Linked DNA regions of Homo sapiens: region 2 is linked to region 1. A link is a loop called in an ENCODE intact Hi-C map of the cell type or tissue named here. Cell type or tissue: endothelial cell of umbilical vein. All regions are shown on one strand.

What was found. Hi-C counts contacts between places; a loop is a spot of excess contacts. Peaks named below come from ENCODE experiments on the same cell type or tissue, not always from the same donor. Only the 100,000 strongest peaks of a DNase experiment are listed, where the experiment ranks them.
Region 2: a loop joins it to region 1, with 11 times the contacts of the local background. A loop is called at or near these places in 3 of 110 quality-filtered maps.

What each region holds. Positions count from the first base shown.
Region 1 is chr3:16,941,920-16,949,919 of GRCh38, forward strand. All of the region lies in intron 1 of PLCL2 (phospholipase C like 2), which reads left to right. Among named protein-coding and RNA genes, the nearest start is that of MIR3714, 13 kb to the left of the region's middle. In endothelial cell of umbilical vein, no CTCF peak of the experiment used is centred here; a DNase peak (open chromatin) is centred at 3,612.
Region 2 is chr3:16,824,745-16,832,744 of GRCh38, forward strand. No RefSeq gene overlaps it. Among named protein-coding and RNA genes, the nearest start is that of PLCL2, 56 kb to the right of the region's middle. In endothelial cell of umbilical vein, a CTCF peak has its summit at 4,216 (motif pointing right); a DNase peak (open chromatin) is centred at 4,267; H3K27ac peaks cover 466 bases.

The DNA of each region.
Region 1 (8,000 bases):
TGTTCATGTTACTCCATGAATTGTAAACTCCTTAAGAACCGGGACCATTCTTATCTTTTTAGCCCTAGTGTTAAGCAAAGCTTTAGTCAATAAAAACTTGTTAAATGGAATCTGCTAATTCTTGAAAAAGCAAAGGTGAGGAGAAACCGTGAAGTATGTGAATTCCTAGGATGAAATAAATGATTTGTGAAAAGTTACTTCTCTGAGTCTAAGTGAGTTAATAACTGTGGGCCCCCAGACTGAGCCTCCTTGTCCAGTGGACCAATAGAACCCTATGTAGGAAATCTGGAGTGAGAATCTGCTGAGGAGAGTGCCTTGTTCTCTTTTGTCAAATGTGTATGTGCAGATTCTGCAATTACATAGGCGAAAGTGAGCTCTTTTTTATTTGTTTAGGGAAACCGAGCTCCTACCACATTAGGCTAAGTGAATGGCTTTTCCTGCAACCAGGATGGTGGAGGAAGGAAAGAGTGGCAGGTGAAAGGTTTCCTATCAACTTCCCATTACCTTTTCCTGCTGGCAGGCTAGAAAACAAGCCCTGAAAGAGAAGGAGTGCGTCCTTCCCTCCCAGGTGCTCACTGATGGATTTTCAGCACCGAAGCACATGGCAGGAGATGCGGGATGCTCCTTTAAGGGGTCACCACATTTCTTCTGTCCTAGCAGGGAGCCAGACATGACTCTATCACGCTTGCCACTTTTCCATTCTTCTCATTGTCCTATTCTCTTTTTCAAATTTTTATTTGTTCTTAATACTTTTATTGCTTTCTCATGTTTTCACTGCTACTATGCCTTTTTCTTCCTCATTTCATCCCATTCCTCCCTTCCACCTCCTTAAAAGCAAAGAATAAAAGAAACAACTGTAAACAACACTTGTAAAAGAGAAATTAGTTATCAAATGACTTCCACTTAATTTGGGGACCTCCACTTAATACAGGAAACAAGTTTTAGTGTCATAGACCACGTATCTAAAAATGATAGTGTTCCTTAAGGGGGCATGCCTAACTTTTCTTTATCCCTGTAGGCATAGCATGGTGCTGTGCATAGAAAAATGAGCTCAATAATTGTTTGTTGTCCAGCTAGATTGAATTAATAAAGATTAAGTGTGATGCTACAACTACATTCTGTTTGACTTGCCCTGAAGCAGTTTCCTTGCTCTCTCTTTCATGTCCTTATCTGCCTCCTCCTTTTAAACATTATTATGAGTGCTTTATTTTATACTTCTGACACGTTGACATAAATGACAGTCTTGACAGATTTTATATTATTAAAAACACTACTGAATAATATCCTTGTGCTTCTTGAAGTCAGACACTTCATTTGTGAAAAGTTGATTCTCTGAGTCTAAATGAGTTATTAACTGTGAGAACAATTATCCTCTGTACTAGCTCTAAAACCCTTCCATTGACAAATGGCCTCCTGAGTGTTGCTTTAGGTATAGTCAAAGCCACCTAACAGGAATTACCCCAAGAAGACTTGAGTGCCAGCCTATCCTGAGAGCCCCAAGCTGGGAGGAGTTTGAGCAGCAAATTATGAAGGAAATAGTTTTCAAAGAACTTTCTCTATTGGCAATAACATTATTATTTTTCAGATTTTACAAACAATGCATATTTACTATAAAAATCAGACTGCAGAAAGGCTTATAAAAGAAAGTGAAAATTACCTACTTTCTTATGGTCTGTCCTTTTTAGTCTATAGTCATCTTTGTTTTTGCATGTATACATAACATATGTGTTTTTAAAAGATTGTTCTAAAATGTTATTATCTGCTTAAAAAATATAACAGATATCCATCCATGTAATCAGTGTAGCTCTGTATCATTGTTTTAAGGGTTGCATGGTGTTTTTTGTAAGGTTATTCCATAATCTTTAAGCTATGTTTAGGTTGTTTCTATTTTTTTAGCATTATAAAATAATTTTCTAATTAAGGTCTCTTCTAGGTAGCTTGATTTGTGCAAATAACTTAATCACCCTTTGGATCCTTGCTTACTTCTGTGAAAGGTGGAGTTGAGCTTGATGATCTCTTGGGTATTATGTTTAAGGTCACTTTTTATTACATATGGTTTCATGCCTTCAACTCATAGCTTTCCCTGGGAGAAGTGGAATAGGCAATGGTTAAGGGCATGACTGTTGTAATCACAGTGCAGGGATCCAAATTCTCTTTATTGCACTTACTAGCTGTGTGACCTTGGGAAAATTGTATAACCTTATTGAGCCTCAGCTGCCTGATCTGTATATGGAGATGATAATACTAACATTATAATGATGTTGTAAGGATTCAGTGAAGTGTAATGCACATAAAGTGCTTAGCATGATGCCTTACATACATACTAAACACTCAATACAGGTTAGTCAATCTTTTTATTATTAGGATTTCCACTTCTAACGTGCCAGAAGCCTACCCATTTTTCAATGGGGAGCCAGATGACTCTCCATCTTTCCAGGTGGTCAGGCCAAGAACATTGGAGTCATCGTTGACACCTGTTACTAGGCTGAACTGTGCCCCCTCAAAATTCATCTGTTGAAGTTTTAACCCTTAGTGCCTCAGACTGTAACTGTACTTAGAGATAGGGCCTTTAAAGAGGTAATTAACATTAAATGAGGTCATTGGGATGGGCTCTAATCTAATATGTGTCCTCATAAGGGAGATTAGCACAGGCACACAGAGATAAACAGACCATGTGAAGACACAGAGAGGAGATGGCCATTGGCAAGCCAAGGAGAGAGGCCTGGGAAGAAACCTGGAGCACCTTAATCTTGGACTTGCAGCACCAGAACTGTAAGAAAATAAAGTCATGTTTTTATTTTTTGAGGACTTTAGTTAATAAAAATGTATTGTACTCCGGGTTTTTTTTTTTTTTATTTGAGACAGAGTCTCCTTCTGTCGCCCAGGCTGGAGTGCAGTGGCGTGATCTTGGGTCACTGGAACCTCCACCTCCTGGGTTCAAGCAATTCTCCTACCTCAGCCTCCCGAGTAGCTGGGATTACAGTCGCCTGCCACCACACCCGGGTAATTTTTGTACTTTTAGTAGAGACGGGGTTTCACCATGTTGGCCAGGCTGGTCTCGAACTCCTGACCTCAGGTGATCCACCCACCTGGGCCTCCCAGAGTGCTGGGATTACAGGTGTGAGCCACTGTGCCCAGCCTATTCCAGATTTTTTTAAAGCACACATTGCTGTGTGCTTCCCAGTTCCCTCTGCCTGGAACACTCTTCCTGCAGATAGCTGTGGTGCTCAACCTCACGTATTTCAGATCTTTACTCAAAAATCATCTTCTCAGCAAGGCTTTACCCTATCACCTGTTTAAAATCACAGACACAAACACATACACACACACACACACACACACATACACACACATGCACACACAGCACTTGTCTTCTCTTTCTGGCTTTTCTCCGTAGTATTTATATTATATATCTTACATGCCATGTATTTTACTTGTATTTTGAAATATTGTGTTGGTTTTTTATTATAAGTGCCCTGAAGGGTGAAGTTTTTTTCTGCTTTGTTCCTTGTATATCCACAGCACCTAGAACATTGCCTGGTACATGTTCAGCACTCTATAAACATGTTTGGAATGAATGGATGTGTTTTTTGGCTTCCTTCCAGTCTCCTACTCTCAGTTTGTGCTCCTATAGCACCACCTCTCTTGTGACTTTTGATATATTCTGGATTTACTATAGTGTGTTGTCTGCCCCCACCCCAGACTGCAAAGTCCTTGATCAGAAACAATTCCTCATATTCCTTCTACTGTCCAGTGGCATACTCTATATAGGAAGTGCTCAATAAACAGTCTAATGAATATGTTAACATCAGCAGTCATCGGTCATATAGCCACTCTGTTTCCATTTCTTTCCCACACACAGCAAATTTGTAGACCCTGGGGTCATGGTTCCACTTTATGAATGAAGTAGAGACCTTTCTGACCCAAGCGCCATTTACCCATCGCTTCCTTTTATCTTCTGCAGGTTTATTCACATCCTCTCTACCTTTCCCTCTTTTCACTTTCTCTTAGAGTTATGTCATACGTTTCACTACTTTTCTCTTTTCCACCATCACATCGGATCCCTTTGTTAGCCAACAGATGCCTGTTACTAAAAAGAACAAGAACAGTGGCGGTCCATAAACATTAATCACCAGAGAAACAGTGTAAATTTGTGAGAGCAACAGGCTTTGAGTCTAAGTCAAGAATCTTCCAGACTGAGGTAGCCTTTGTGGAAATAGAAAGACTTAAATTGAATATTGGAAATGGGAAGGATTTGGATAGAAGAGAAGAAGGGGAAAGGTGGTTTAAATAGCGGGAAATGAGAAGCAAAAAGGAGGCAGCGGAGAGCGCACCTTGTTCACCAGCTTTCCCAGTGCTTCATTGGGCCTAGCGGACGCTTCGGAATTCCACAGAAGAGAGTTTCCAGTCTTCGTTCTCCTTCAGTTACTATTGTTTTTCTTCATATACTAGATGGAGTAGGAGGATCAAAATGAAAGCTTTAAAAAATATTTTTAATTGAATTTAAATTGTTTTCTGTTTGGTTTAACTACTAGTATTTCAACAGTAATTTTCCCTTATGTTTAAGTTGTCTGCCTACATTATTTCAGTTACATTGTGGATTAAATAGGCTTTTCTGGGTTGGTCTGAGATTATAAGGACTATTTATATTACAGTTTTTATGGGAGAATGAATTCAGGGTTGTAAACAACCGACCTATGTAGAAACTTTTGGAATGCAACTTAATGGTTGACTGTTTTCTTGTAACTGTTTTAAATTTTGTTTTGTTTTTTCATTTTGCTTTTCTAGTCTATAAATGGAATATGGTGTGTCTTCTTTCCTTTGATTCCATTGTTGCTCTGTGTAGCTAATTAGAAAGTTTATAGAAGTTATAAGTCCTGTCATAAGTCATTTTACTTCAAATTTCTTATAATATTTTAAAATTATTAATAGTTTCTTTCCACCTTTTAAAAAGATAATCAGGGAGAGCTTTTCTTTTATATTAGTTTTCCCATATAAGAGTAAATGAATGAATATAAAATTAAAGTTTCATTCTTTTTTTTTTTTTTTTTTTTGAGACAGAGTTTTGCTCTGTTGCCCAGGCTGGAGTGCAGTGGCACGGTCATGGCTCACTGCAGCCTCGACCCCCTGGGCTCAGGTGATCCTCCCACCTCAGCCTCCCAAGTAGCTTGGACCACAGGCACATGCCACCACAACTGGCTAATTTTATTTTTTTTTTTTTAGAGACAGGGTCTCACTCAGGCTGGCCTCAAACTCCTGGCTTCAAGCGATCCTCCTACCACAGCCTCCCAAAGTGCTGGGATTATAGGCGCGAGCCACCGCATCCAGCTAAAGTTTTATTCTTATGAGTCATCATTATTTTGTGTGGGAGTGCAACATAAACTGCTAAAAGAGCAGTAAATAAAGATTTTGTTAAACTCTTACAGTTGTGAGATTGGACAACAGGAGATTTGAACTCCTCAGGAGAAGCGATGGTGCAGTTGTTCCTAGAACCACACTCAGAAAATGGGGCTGGAGGAATAATGATTCCTACTGCGACTGTCAGAAAGAAAGGCCCATCTGCAAAGCCTTTGGGTTGACACTTCCTACCTGTTTGGTGTTTTGCACTTTTGGAGAGTATTTCATCACATCCATGGGGTGGAAGTGTTTTAGAAACGGAATATCCTCTGCCTGCTTTTCAACAGTTTTGTCTCCATTTATTTTAGTATTCCAAATAATTATAAAATTTACCCCAAGTCAGAAAAGAAACTACCTTTGCCACCAAAATGTTTATAATTACCTCAGTGACTGGCAATATTTTAATTCTCTACCCACACCACTTTCCAGAAAGCCCTTTCATTCTTTCTCTTGATAAATTCTAATAAAAAAATTAATTGCTGGTTGAGAGTATTTCTCCGGTTACAAAAACTCATTTCTTAAAATTTAGCATTTAAGAGAGGGTTAATTTGGAAGTTAATTATGGTTAATATTACATCAATAATTATTGTCTTTTCATTAGTTTTATAAAATAGCTCATTTGATTCATTAAGGATTATTTGGTAGGGATGAATAAAGAAAAACATGTTTTAATTGTCCTCCTTTCTAAATCATCCAGCAGATATTTACATTGAGTTGTTTTTCTTAAACAGCATTTGAATTATGCAGGAATGTTCATAGCAGCATAATTGTTAATATCTCAAAAGTAAAAGCAGCCCAAATATTCATCAACTTATTAATGGATAAATATAATGTGGTATATCCATACCATGGAATATTTGGCAATAAGAAGAAATGAAGTACTGATGCATGCTACACAGTGGTTAAACCTTGAAAACATTATGCTAAGTAAAAGAAGCCAGACACAAAAGGCCGTATATTTATAAATCCGTTTATATGAAATGTCTGCAATAGGGCAGATCTGTGTGGGGCAGAAGGTGGATTAGTGGTTGCCTAGGGCTGGGGTCGGGGGTTGGGGGGACAAGGGGAGTGACTGCTAATGGGTGTGGAGTTTATTTTTAGGGTGATAAAAATGTACTAAAATTGATTATGGTGATGATTGCAGAACTCTGTGAATATACTAAAAGTCATTGAATTGTACACTTTAAATAGATGTATTGTGTGGTGTGTGAATTATATCTCAATAAAACTATTGTTTTTAAAAAGCATTTCTTAGTATTCATTCACTACTTTCATTTAATGAAATGGAAGAGACTTTAGAGGTACAGAGCATGGTCAGTGACAGAGGTAAATACACAGTGAGTACTTGAATTTACTAATCTGAGGAAAGTTCTCAGCATCTCTTTGAAACTCTATTTAGATGGGAATGAATAGAGAACAGATTCCTTATTCCATTAATTTGAAAATATCATTGTACTTATCTACCAGAGAGAAAATCCCAGAGTTCAAATGTACTGAGAATTTTTATATAAAACCTGAATGAAATGTTTGAAAAAATCCAGTATGTTTAATGAAGGTACATAAACTATTTCTGCATTTGATTTAGAGATGACTTTGCTGTGCATTGTCTCGAGGTCAACTATAATATATCATAGTTTGCCATAAGCCATAAAAGGCAGTTCAGACAACGCAACTGTTGGGTGCATTTTGGACTGCTACATAGCATTTATTATATGCATGTATGACAAATAATATGTATATATCATAATTTTTTAACCATTCCCCTATTGATGGTCATTTAGATTTTTTCCTGATTTGGGCTATTATGAGTGGTTCAGCAGTAGAATCCTAGTACATGACTCCTTGTGAACATGTATGTGCAAAGCTCTTCTCTATAATAGAAAATGAAAGATAGAATTGCTGGGTAGAAGGTGTGTCCATTTCTACTTCGATACTGCCAGGTTATCCTCTCACAGGTGCCACTGCGCTCTCCCTCTGGCAGTTTCCCTACACACTTGCTAATGTTTGATATTGTCAAACTTTATCTGTGGTATAAAAAAATATTGTTTTGATTTGCAATTGCCTTTGCATGAGTATTCATGAGCTTGTTTAATGGCACTTTAATTTCCTCTTCTACAAATTATCCTTGATCCTATATCCATTTTTAAATATTTGTTTATCTTTTTCTTATTGATTAGTGGGCATTCTTCATGTATTTTGGATATTAGTCTTCTGTCTCATAGGAATTGTAAATGTTTCTTCCTCTGTGGCATGCCTTTTGACTTTGTTTATAGTATCTTTTATCAGGCAGAAGTTTTAAATTTAGATGTAGTCAAATTTATCTTTTCTTGTGCTCAGAATCCCCTCCATCCTCCTCCCACTTTGTTTAATTCTCTGCTGTTGCCGTCTTGAAAGTCGTGCATTTTCATTTCTCACTGGGGCACGCAAGTAATGTAGTCATTTCTGCTTATATGTTATTTTAGGCTTAGGTCTTTAATTATTCTGGAATATTTTGGGTGTGTGTGACTTGTGTGAAAAACAGGTATAATTATTTTGTATTTTTTGCAAATGGACAGCCAGTTATTTCAATACCATTTGTTTCATAGTTAATCCCTTTCCCATCA
Region 2 (8,000 bases), 120 kb before region 1:
CACAGGCTTATTCCACTAGTTAAAGGTTATTTGGATTTACAAATACCTATGTGCCTTATGGAATTTTCACCATTTGTCTTTCATTACCCAGCTGAATCAGAGCCTCTAGGGGCCACCTGAATTTCCTGAAGCCAGGGGCAGAGGTGAGAGAAGAGGGCAGGGAAGATGGGGAGGTTTCCAGAAGCATTTGACCTTCTTTGCAAATTTGCCCAGGATCTTTTGGCCTTCCATGCTGAATGCCACCGAAAGACGACCACATAGAAAATGTCATAAAGAAGTTACAAAATGTATGCTTACGTGCAGAAGAGAGCATCTGAATTTCTTTGAAATTCATTCACTCAGAGGGCCATCATTTATTTAATAAGCATTTATATTCAATGCTCTCAGCTTTGTCTGCACATTGGAATCACCTGCCAAGATTTTAAAAACTCTGATGTCCAGGACATACCTCAGACCTGTTAAACCAGAATCTCTAGAAGTGGGACCCAAGCATCCATATTTTTGGAAAGCTCCCCCCAGGAGATTCCAAGGTGCAGCTGACATACATGGTGCTGAGTGCTTTTTTGCGTGTATTAATCCATTTAATTATCACAACAATCTTATAAGAGAGATGCTGACATTGTTCCCATTTTACAGGTGATGAGACAGAGGCACAGCAAAGTCTCTGCAAGAACACATGGCTGATAAATTTCAGAGTGTGGATTTGAACCCAGGCCATCTTGCTCCAGAGTTAATACTCTTAGCCAACAGGTTCATTTCCTGTCACTACATGAAAAACGCAAGTTCCTGGCAAAGCCTCTTACTGTAAAGTAGCCATGGAGCCGGGGATGGAGGCCCTGTATCTGTTTTCTGGGAAGCCGAGAAAAAGATCTTACCAAGCAATGCCACATTTATAATTAGTGGTTTTAAAAAATTTCTACCAGAAAGTGCAAACTTTCCCATTCCTCCCACAGACCGAGGGTAAAATTTCCAACTTTTCCTTTCCCATATCCACCCAAAAAAAGGTCAAGAGCTGGGATCCAGCCTGAATTAAGTGGAGTGTGGGTGTAGTTTGTCAGCTGGGTCTTCTGTTTGTGGTTAAGGTCCAGCCCATCAGGTTGAAGGCTTACTGACACATGTGTGGGAATGGGAGGTTCGTCATATGCTTGTCTTAAATTAGTCTGCTGCTTCATTAGATGGACTAAAAAGCTGAGGAAAGAGGATGGGGCTGCAAGGGGAATGGTATCTGGTCCCAGTTCCTCCCCCAAACCAGCCCTGGAACGTTAGTGAGTAACTTCACTTCCCTCTGCGCTTGGCCACCTCTTCGGTAAAATTAAGAGAGTTGGATTCCATTCAAAGTCACATCTCAGTTCAGCCAAGAGACATGCTTTTCTTGGCCCCACAGTGCTTTCAAATTTTTTGAATTAATTGTGAACATTAAACAATTGGAATCATTTACATAAAAATCTAGATTTCCAGCTTCTTTTGAAAAATTGGAAGAGATGTTCTTGCCACATTGGGTCCCATAGGACAACCATGGGCTGGAGTTGAGAGCCATCCACTCTCTTTAGATGGGACATACTCTCCCCAGGTTTCCATTCCTCACCTGGCCAATGTCATTGTTTACTTACCTGCCTGGCCGCTATAGACTATGGGGAAATCTGATCATAGTCCCTTCCAGAAGTCGAAATACCTTTATCCATGGGATCTTAAAACCTGTAAGGCAGGGGCGAAATCTTATAGACTCGGGCTTAGTCAAAATTTTCATGTAAAGATAAGGATGATCAAAGGAAAACTAATAAATGGTAATGTTCTCTCTTAGATACTTGCCTATGTTTTATCTTTAACCTCAAAACATAGAATTCATAATATTTGGCATACTTTCTGTGTATTTTTATATTCTGGCTCACTTTTGGAAGGCGTAGGCAGAGACAAAACAAAAGCCATAAAAGGTTACAAAGAAATTGCGTAGTCAAGAAGAGAAGACACCAGGATAATGTGTTCTCAGAAGGACAGTCTGAAATTACAGAGGAACTACCTGTTCTTCAAAACAAAATTATCTGAAATAAATTCCAAGAAAATATGCCAGGTGGGTGCTAAATCTGATGTTTTTATATAGTCCACATTTAATAAAATTATCTTCTTTGACAGGATGTGAAGTTTTTAGGGAGCTAGGCTATTTATTTAGAAACTTTCATTTGATCAAAAGTCACCAGAAATCACACATAAGTTTAATTTTGTTAACTCTTAAAGCTCTTCAGATAGGACCATAATAAAAATACAGCTGGATGCAAATAAATTAGTGTAATGCAGCCTGACCACTCACAACATTGTTTTATGCATTTTGTTTATTTTTATTGAATATTTGTGAAAACAAAAGTAATATATACATATATAAAATACAGTAGAAAGGTGAGAAATGAGCAGTAAATGTCTCTTCTCCTTTATCTTTTATTATTTATTGTGGTAAAATACATATAAAATTTACCATCTGGACCATTTTTAAGTGTACCATTCAGTAGAGTTAAGTATATTCACGTTGTCATGTTTTCTCTCTTAACCCCAATATTAACCCCAGTTATGTTTTTCTATATTATTTCAGAAAATTATATGCACATTTTTATTATTCATACAAATAAATTTCCTTACATCTTCCAAAGCTTTGACATCACCATAGACCAATCTTTCTTGTTCTTTGCAATGACTACAGAATACTCCATTTTTATAAATAGGCCATAATTTACTTAACCAATTCTTTATTAGTGGATACTTAGACCATCTTGAGATCTCGGCTGCTACTGAAAAGAAAAAAAAATCCTATAGTAAACATATTTGGTCCATACATCTTGACCTATGTACAAGTGTATCTTGTGGGTAAATTCTCAGCAGCCAATAAACTGAAACATTTGTTCGGTTGAAATTTTTCTATCTGAACGTGGATATAGTTCCATAATAACACTTTTTAGATTGGGTAGAATACTCATGATAAACTATAATGACATATGTGATAAATTTCAGTGGTAGCTTGGACCCTGGGATTAGATGACCTACTTCCAAATCTAGGCTTTCACAGACTAGCTGTGGGGCCTTGGAAAACTTGCTTATAACATCACTTGCTTCAACTTCCTCATCTGAAAAATGGGATTAATAATACTACCTGCCTCTAAGGGTTGATGGAAGAATTGCTGAATGAACAATACCTGGCACATAGTAAGCATTATATGCATTAGCTATTATTTTAGATCTCTTAATCATAAAATTTGAGCTTGATATTTTAGACATGATAGCTCATCAGATATTTTCAATTAAAAGTTTTCAAGATCCCAACATTTTATTCTATAATTCTATTCCCAAGGCATCTGTAAAATAGACAAAACCTCACAACATGCAAAAACTAAAAGGCCTTACCTGTACTCAATCAATTCTTGTTTTCTTCTGTTTCTTTAGGAGTACTTTGGATTTCTCTTTCTTTTTTCTTATATTTGGCATGGGAATTGCACTTAATTTTCCTGAACTTACTCTGGGTCAAATGAAAACCTGGGATGACTTTTTGTGAGAACAATTCTTTACCACACCCTAAATGTCTGAAAATCTCCCCCATACTTTGCAAAATAATTTTGACTTTGTTTAGTTACCTATAATGACTCATTTCTTTTCATAATGAGGATACAGCCAAAAGAATCCCTATGATGTCCTTCTCCTCAGTTTCCCTGACTTGGGTGGGTGAGAGAAGAAGGCTGCAGATTTACCAATAGCCCATCTGCTGGGTGGCCACTGGCTACCTGCCTGGATTCTGAAGGTCTTACTTTGTGTCACAGAGCCCAAACCACTCACTCTTTGTTCCAGACTAGTTCTTCCTTGCTTATTTTTAGCCTTACAGAAAGCCTCTCCCATCCCTCTCTATCGCTTTGATTAACGGCCTTTTGTTAGAGCGACAAGGATGATTCAGGTGAAACAACAGAAACACTGGCAAAGAAGAGGTTGGTTGGCAGGAAAGATGGTGGGATGGCATGTGGACAGGTCTTTGTGCAGATGGTTTCTGTCCAGTGTAGTGGCCGTAGCTGAGTGCTGTTGTGTGCACCTGTAATCTCAGCTACTTGGGAGACTGAGGTAGGAGGATCCCTTGAGCCCAGGAGTTCAAGGCCAGCCTGGGCAATATAGTGAGAGGTTGTCTCAAAAAAAAAAAAAAAAAAAAAATCCAAAGGCCTCTTAGCTCCTGCCATTACTTCGTGGCCACAAGGGGTCCCTCTGCCCTAGATTGTCAGGTGATGGCAAAACATACAATCTTGAAGGTCAAAGAAACAATAAGGGATCTTGTAGACTTCCATTTTAAAGCCTCAGATGCAAGCTGACTCGCTGTGAGTAATTACAGTTGGAAAGAAGTTTTGTTGCTGTCGTTTGTTGTTTGTTAGTAACAATGCCTTGAACTGATTTCTGAAAAAGTATATATCCTAGAGCAGTGGCCCTAATGCCCTGAACTGCTCTGACTGAGTCTGACCTCAACTCCAGGCAGAGCCGAGGGATTCATGCTGAAAGCTAACGAAGAACCTAAATATTTTTTGAGCACCAATTATGTTCCAGACTTTGTTCTAGAACCTGAGAAGGCAGTGAACAGAGTGGAGAAAGCACTAGTGTTCAGGGAGCTTACTTAGTGGTGAGAGCAGTTATAGATAGATAAATAGCCAATAGAATTGGTAATGGTAAAGACTAAGAAAAATAAAGTGGGATAAGAAAGGTGAAGAATGACAGCAGTAAGAAAATGAAGTAAAAGACATCATATTGTAAAGAAAGGTTTGAGATGACATAATTTTGTATGTAGAAGATTCTAAAGAATCCACTAAAACACCATTTGAACAAATAAGTGGTTTGACAACGTTGCAAGATACAAGATCAATATACAAAACTCAATATATTTTTATATACTTGCAATGAACAGTATGAAAAAAATAAGAAAATAATTGTATTTATAACAGCATCAAATAGAATAAAATACTTAGGAATAAATTTAACAAAAGAATTGCAAAATATGTACTCCAAAAACTGCATAATATTGTTGAAAGAAATTAACAAAGGGCTAGATAAATAAAAAGATATTCCATGTTCATGAATCAGAAGATTCATTGTTAAGATGGCAACACTCCTTAAACTGATCTACAGACTCAAACCCTATCAGAATCCCAGTTGGCTCCTTTGTCAAAATTTACAAGATAATCCTAAAATGTATATATGGAATTGAAAGGGACCCCCAAATAAATAAAATAATCTTGAAAAACAAGAACAAAGTTGGAAGACTCACACTTTCTGATTTGATTTGATTTGGAGATGGAGTCCCACTCTGTCGCCCAGGCTGGAGTGCAATGGTGCGATCACGGCTCACTGCAACCTCCGCCTCCTGGGATCAAGTGATTTTCCTGCCTTAACCTCCCAAGTAGCTGGGATTTGCATGCACCACCACACACAGTTAATTTTTGTATTTTTAGTAGAGACAGAGTTTCACCATGTTGGCCAGGTCTTGAACTCCTGACCTCAAGTGATCCACCCGCCTTGGCCTCCCAAAGTGCTGGGATTACAGGCGTGAGCTATCATGCCTGGCCTACACTTTCTGATTTTAAAAGTTACTATTAAGCAACAGTAATCAAGATAGTGTGATACTTGCATAGTATAAACTTACAGGTCACCTGGATAGCCATATGCAAGTGAATGGATTTGGATCTTTACCTCTCACTACGTATGAAAATTGACTCAAAATGGATCAAAGGCTTGTATGTGAGAGCCAAAATATAAAACTTTTAGAAGAAAACCCAGGGGTAAATCTTCTTGACCTTGAATTTGGCAATGGATTCCTTGATATAACATTAAAAGCACAAGCAACAAAAGAAAATATACTTAAAATGTTCTTCACTAAAGTGAAAAACTTGTGGGCCTTCAAGAACATCAAGAGAGTGAAAAGACATCCCTAAAGAAGGGAAGAAAATATTTACAAATCATATATCTGATAAGGAACTTAAATCTAGAATATGAAAAGAACTCTTGCAACTGACTAAGAAAAAGACAAATATTCCAATTTAAAATGAGCAACAGATTTGAATAGGCATTTCTTCAAGAAAGATGTACAAATAAACACATGAAAAGAGGTTCAGTATCATTAGCCATTGGGGAAATGCAAATTGAAATCACAATGATATGCCACTTCACTCCCACCAGGATATTTATAATTTAAAAGTCAGATAACAAGAGTTGACTAGGATGTGGAAAAACTGGAAAAAACGTTAAACAGACATTAGTAATCAGACATTACTAGTGTGAATACAAAATGATGAAGCCACTTCGGAAAACAGTTTGGCAGTTCTTCAAGTGTTTAAACCTAGTTACGTTTGGCACAGCAATTCTCCTAGGTATATACCCAAGAGAAATGAAAACATGTCCACACAAAAACTTGTACATAAATATTTACAGCAATATTATCCGTAATAGCCAAAAGAAGGAAACAACCCAAATGTCCATCAATTGATGAATAAACAAAATGTGGTGTATCCACACAATGGAATATTATTAATGCATGAAAAAAATGAAGTACTGATATATGCTACTGTGTGGATGAACCTTGAAAACATTATGCTAAGTGAAAGGAACCAGTCACAAAACGCCATATATTATATGATTTCATGTATATGAGATGTACAGAATAAGCAAATATATGGAGATATAGTGTAGATTAGTGGTAGCTTAGGCCTGAGCTTAAGGCTGGAGTGAATTTGAGAGTAATAGCTATAGGGGACAGGGTTTCTTTCTGAGGGGACAAAAATGTTCTATAATTGATTGTGGTGATGTGTGCACAACTGTGAATATACTAAGATACCATTGAACTGTGTGCTTTTAAAATGGGTGACTTTTATAGTAGATGAATTATATAAATATAAAGCTGTTATAAAAAGAGAGAGAGAGAAAAAAAAGGAAGAAAGAAAGAAAAAAGAGGGAGGGAGGGAGGGAGGGAGAAAGGGAGGAAACATGTCAGGATCAGAATTTGCAGGAAGTACCAGCAGCTTGAAAGAAGAAACAAAGGGGGTGACAAGGGTAGAGAAGAGGGGACTCTTTCAAAGGGGGAATATGCATCTTAAAGGCCTCTTTAATAGGGTGATGTGTATGTCAGTTGAGACTTTCAGGAAGGGAAGAAATGAACCATATGGATATCTGGAGAAAAAGAGTTCTGGGCAGAGCAAAGGCCCCTTGGCAAGCATGTGAGTGGTGCATTTGAAGAGCAGCATGGAGATGTAGGTGGCAGAGGCAGAATGAGTGAGCGAGGCAGGGAGCATGATGTCTAAGGAGCAGGCGGGGGCCGGATAATGTGGGGCTGGCAGAGCCCCATTGGGATGACTTCAGATTTTTACTGAGTAAAATGGAGAGTAATTGCAGGGGTTTGAGCAGATAACATGCCCCGATTTCCCATTTACAAAGACCAAAATATACTGCAGTGTGGCAAATAGGCTGTGAGGGATGGAGTGTGAGGGAAGTGGTAAAGCCAGGGAGGATGCCATTGGCACAGTTCAGGTGAGATGGCTTTCTGTCTCTATGCTGTGCTTTAGTTTCTCTCTTATAATTAAGGAGACAATAGAAATAGAAATTTAGTAGAAACAGAACCTACAGTCTGAAAATAGCACACACCACTTAAAAGCAAAATTTCCTGGAAAAGTGTGGACAAATGGCCATCATCCACAGTGCATAAAAATGTTTGCTTCCAATTTAACACTCTGCATGATGTTAATTAATGGCATAAGTACGTGTTTGATGTCTTTCTCCCACGTTAGGCTGAAAGCTTCACAATGGTCTGAACCATGTCCATTGTGTTCTGGAACATTGTGCTAAATCCCTGGTGTCTAGAACAGGGTCTGACACAAAATACATCCTCAAAAAAACCCAAAACAAAACTCATTGAATGAATCAATTAACGAGCCGTTGTCAATCATCTTGTCCCTAGTTATTTCAATGTGTGCTGAAGGCAGTAGGTGACCACCAAGCATCTG